Linked DNA regions of Mus musculus: region 2 is linked to region 1. Evidence: chromatin loops called from intact Hi-C (ENCODE). Cell type or tissue: heart. All regions are shown on one strand.

Region 1 (2,500 bases):
CTTCCCCAGCCCTAAGATAACAAACACCTGTACCAAATTACCTGGCATTTGTGCTTGGACTCTGTAGATCAAAACCAAGCCCTCATTTAAAAAAATATGTTATGTGTATGAATGTTTTGCTTGCATGGATGTCTATTTATCACATACATGTCTGGTGCTATAAAAAGCCAGAAGAGGACATTGAATGCCCTGGTATGGGAGTTACAGATGGTTGTGAGTTATCATGTGGATACTGAGAACTGGAATCTGGATCCTTCTGGAAGAGCAGCCAGCCCAGACCAGGCAAGCAATCACTTTGCCAGCTTAGCTAACTCCAGCTTAGCTCCAGGTAGCACTTTTTTTTTTTTTACCACTGGACTGAATTTCTTGGGGCCAATCAAGGTATTTTATTCACCTCTGTATCCCCTACATCCATCACAGTCTCCAGACAATAATATTCAGGAAACAGCTGCTTTAAAGAAAAATGAATGAATGAGCAAATGATTGCTTACTTATAAAGTGCTCAGATGTGCTAGGTGCCAAATGACTATTACCCACAGAGAGAGTACGGGAGAGGAAATCACGGTCACTTCCAGGTGAGTCAGCCCTAGATAAGAAGACATGGATGCTGGCCTTGTGGACTGAGATAACGGATGGGAAAGCACTGGCCCAGGGCCGACCTGCTCTTGGGTTTGAATAAAGGAGAAACAAATCTAGGTTGGCTGCATGGAAAGGAGTGTGGAGGGCTTTCCGTGAGTGCAGGTGGTGAGGACAAAGGTTTTTGAAGTTGAAAAACACAAGACAATTTCGGGGATTGGGGTGGGGTCAAGAGATTGCTTTGACCTTCTGACCTGTGACAAAGGATTTACAGCAAGCAAAGCAGTAGGCTGGAAGAGGAGGTAGGGACCAAGGAAGACAGCACAATGAGACGTGCGAGCAGTGTGCCCCTGCTGCAGAGTGGCTAGTGTGCAAGAACCATGTGCTGCCTGCTTGTGTCTTTTTTCCCAACCAGATGTGCAGCTGAACTTTAGAGAACCTCCGAGCAATGCAAACAAAGCGCTTAAAAGAGTGCCTTCCAGGGTCATGGGAGAGGGGCGGTGGATGCTGGGTTAGGCAGTTACCTAATGTCTTTGTAGTGCCAGCAATCACTGGAATTAACCTGGTTAGTTTTCATTTTTCTTCACATTTCCAGTTTTGCCAGAATTAAGAGCCTCCCAATTGACCTTGGGAAAAAGTAACTCTGAACAGGAAATACAGCAGGGAGGAGACCGGGAAATCTGAAAACTGTGCCAGGAGAGTGAGCGGCCAGAGCCGGCAGGCTACAAAGAATGGGGCCCCTTGTCCCCACTTGGCTTTTGGTCCAATCTTGAAAGCAGCCTGCCTGCAGGACGCTTGCCAGCACCGGGTAGGGACAGGATCACATGGCTCAAAAACCCCCACAGACTGTGGGGAGCTCACACTGCTAGTCCACTGTATTTGAGAGGAAGCGGGGCTAAGGGTGGGCAGCACACCAAGAGCCTGCTCCTCACCATCTCCTGCATCCACTGCCCAAGTCAAAGGAGGCTGGGCAGCAGCAAGAGAGCCAGGGAGGGAAGCTCTGGCTAGCATCTATGCCTCTGTTGGTTCGGGAAGTCTTGACAAGTCATTAGATGGCTAAGAGGAAGTCTTCTACTCCTACAAGGATTCTTAAGAATATGGAGGGAGAATAAATTCAGTTTCTTTTATCCTGTTATTCAGTGCTCTGCAGAGAAGATGACTGAGACCAAATGGGCGTGACGTTTCCCTACCCAGCAAGCACTTTATGGGTTCATCAGTTTAATTTGCCTGTACTTCTAACTAGCTGGCTGCCCTACCTATAGATCTTAGTTTGCCGGGGTGGCTTATAAAACTCATGGAAACAAATAGTTTATTATAAACAGCAAGATGGACAGGGAACAGTGGCACATAGCTGTAACTCTAGCACTTAGGAGGCCTTGGCAGGAAGATCAGGAGTTCAAGGTCACCCTCTACTGTAAGTCTGAGGCCCGTTTAGGCTACATAAGACACTGTCTCCAGAAAAAGGGTAAAAAGAAAGATAAAGATCCGATGAGGAAATGGCTAGGGGAGCTCACAGGGTAAAGGAGCTTTCAAACACTGTCAGGAAGTTCTCAAAACCCAGTCCTCATTTGGGATTTTAGGGCAGCTCCATTATGTAGCTGTTCTTGAGTCAACCACTGTCCATTGCAATCAACCTGACCTGCATCCATTTCTCCTCCAGAGACTGGCTATGTGGATGGGTTTCTATCCTTTGTGTGCGCATAGGGACTTTCCCAAGAAATCGCCTCATTAGCATCATCGGCGTCATTAGCATTACCTTGGATATATTTGAAAGGGTACCTCGTGCTGAAGATGTTTTGGAATTTACTGCATGAATCGAGAGCAAAACACACACAGTTCAGCAAAAGGAGTGTTTCTTGCTCTAGTGTAGCAGAGCCCTGAGCCAAAAGGAAAAAACAAGCAAGCAAGCAGACAAAAATTGAAA
Region 2 (2,500 bases), 100 kb after region 1:
CTGTTTGCACCTGAAGTTAATTGGCACTTGCAGTTTACTTGAGAACCAGAACCTCATCTCCAACCGAAGATACTGAAGTTGGACTTGGGTCTGGGTAAAATTCATGAAGATCATAGCTGGTGTTTAATCACGGAGCTGTAGTTAGCAGCTAAACACTATGCGGAGATTCTTACTTCCAACTTGTAGCTGACACCAGAACGTTCTTTGAAAACAGCAAAGCAGGCTGCACCCCCTTCTGCAGCTCCCCCTTCTTAACTGTAATTGAATCATGAATTACAAGCCAGCACCTCTGCCTTTGCAGAAACACACCCCAAAAAGCCAGACTACATTTTTACCCTGGATTATGTATGCCAGGATTTTATAACTCAAAGTGCTATGTTTCAGGCTGAAGGTGGGGAGCCTTTAACACAATGTATTTAGTAAGGAGAGGCCCAGCCTTGCATCCCAGTGCAGTTTGGCCTTTGACAGAAATAAAAGGCAAATGATTTAGCAGATGGGTAATTCCCAAACCTGAAGAAATGTAAACAGTCAGGATTTTGATGCCTATGGGTTTTATCAAAGATGTTAAGCAAGGCAGAGACCAACACTAGTGCGCCCTCTTTGGCTAGTTTGAACACGTTTCCAGTCACAATTAACATTCAAGGAATTTCCTTTCCATCCAAGTGTTTTCTTTTAGCAGCACTTTATGCCACAGACCAAAGTTCTAGCTGTCATCAGTCCTTCCCATGCACAGGAGTGGTAAAAAAAAAATGTCCCGTAATGTTTTCCTTTTCTCTTGTTTTGAAAATGGGCTTGGACCTCATCACTTACCTAATGTGTTTTTAAAAAACAGGGAGGGGTTCTCACCTCCTGACTCCACTTCCCTCTAAAGCTTAGAAGCTTAGGGCTTCCTTGTCCAGGACCCTCCTTCACACTCACTCTCCAGACCCATCCGTGGGAACTCTGAGCTCACCCCCATGGCCTCACTTCATGTCCCTGAGCAGGCCAAACCAGTGCATTCTGCAAGCGTCTAAGCTTGCTCCCTACTACTTCTACACAAGGGATTCACACACAGGGGGTACCGAGTCTGAGTCTTGGCTATGCATGGAGCTCAGCCCAGTATCTGAGTCCTCATCGTTGCCCGGGCAACTCTTAGCCAGTCCCCGGGCCTGGTCTACCCACATTTCTGCACAGGTCTGAGGCTGAGGTTCGCGAGAGGGTCCGCTGGAACCCAGAGCCCCATCATGCACCACCGTCTGCTCAAAAGTGTGCAAACTCTGGAGAAGGCCCTGAAGCTCGCGCTCCTTAATGTCCCTCTGCTGCTGGCTGTAATCCAAGTCCGCCTTGACGGCCTCCAGGTCCGTGCTGAGCCTCAGCCCGATGTAAAGGCTGGTGCTGAGCTGCGTCCTGACCCGCTCCTGCTCCAGCAGCAGCTCGCCATCCGGACCACCATCGGGCTCTAGGGACTCCTCTCGAGCCGCCAGCTCCTCATTGCGCCGCTGCATCCAGCGCTGGTTCAGTTCCTCCTGGATCTCGGCGGACAGGCGCTCTAGCAACTCCTCCTGCTGGGCGCGCTCCTCCTGCAGCCGCACCAGGTCGTCACAGCGCCTGGCCAGCTCCTCCAACGCTGCCGCCTGCGCCTCGCTGTCCAGGGGTGCCGCCGGTTCTGTCCCCTTCTCCTCCAGTGTCGCATCTTCCGGCTCCCCTTCAGGAGTTTGTCCGTCCAGGTCGATGCCGGCCCCCACTAGATAGGTATCCTGCACGTAGTTGACTCCGTGCCTCCGCATGCGGTCTAGGTGCACCTTGGCTTCGTAGCGGTCTATCTCGCGGTCCAGCTCCCGGAGCCGCTGCACCTGCTGGCGAATCGTGTGGTCCTGCGACAGCACCAGATGCACCAGCGTCTCCATACGTTCTACCGACGCGCTCTCGTGGGTCCGAGCAGACGACGAGCAGGACGAGGCGGTGGACGACGACGTGGACGAACAAGGTGACGACGGCTGCTGCTGGCGCCTCCGGTTGAGCTTGGCCAGTTTGCGGAAGGCCTTGCGTACCACCCGCCGCTGCTTCTCCTGGGTCAAGGCCAGGCTGGGCCGTGCTGGGGCGCCCCGGGCCAAGCAGGGGCGCTCGCGGCTGAGCACTACCCGCGCCTCGGCGCTGCGCGGTCCGGCGTTGGGCAGCGACGCTTCGCTGCGCACCAGCACGAAGCGTACATTCTCCTGCTCGTCGCCCCAAGCAGTCCAGAGGCGCAAGATCCGCGTCTTGTTGGGCAGGATGCGCTCAAAGCCGCGCCACTTCTCCACAATGCAATAGCACTGCGGGGGCCCACATAGCATGCCCGGGGGCATCGCGTCGTCGTCATCCTCGTCGTTTTCGTCCGGGGGCTCGGGCAGCTCCAACTGGCCCGAAGGGTCTTCCGTCAAGCCCCGTCGCTGGCCCCGCCGCTGCCTGCAGCGCCGCCGGCAGCCGTCCTCCAAAAGCACCCGCACCACGTCCGAGCAGGTGGTGCGGCGGGAGAGGCCGG

What was found. Peaks named below come from ENCODE experiments on the same cell type or tissue, not always from the same donor. Only the 100,000 strongest peaks of a DNase experiment are listed, where the experiment ranks them.
Region 2: a loop joins it to region 1, with 2.5 times the contacts of the local background. A loop is called at or near these places in 5 of 42 quality-filtered maps.

The regions. Positions count from the first base shown.
Region 1 is chr7:113,058,243-113,060,742 of GRCm38, reverse strand. No RefSeq gene overlaps it. Among named protein-coding and RNA genes, the nearest start is that of Gm40452, 8.9 kb to the right of the region's middle. In heart, no CTCF peak of the experiment used is centred here; a DNase peak (open chromatin) is centred at 1,362; H3K27ac peaks cover 1,180 bases.
Region 2 is chr7:112,954,252-112,956,751 of GRCm38, reverse strand. Rassf10 (Ras association (RalGDS/AF-6) domain family (N-terminal) member 10) reads right to left here. Exons shown (of 1, transcript NM_175279.3): 1 at 1-2,500. The coding sequence ends at 1,032. Among named protein-coding and RNA genes, the nearest start is that of Rassf10, 1.5 kb to the right of the region's middle. In heart, CTCF peaks have their summits at 599 and 1,553; a DNase peak (open chromatin) is centred at 1,601; H3K4me3 peaks cover 1,731 bases; H3K27ac peaks cover 1,786 bases; H3K27me3 peaks cover 1,520 bases.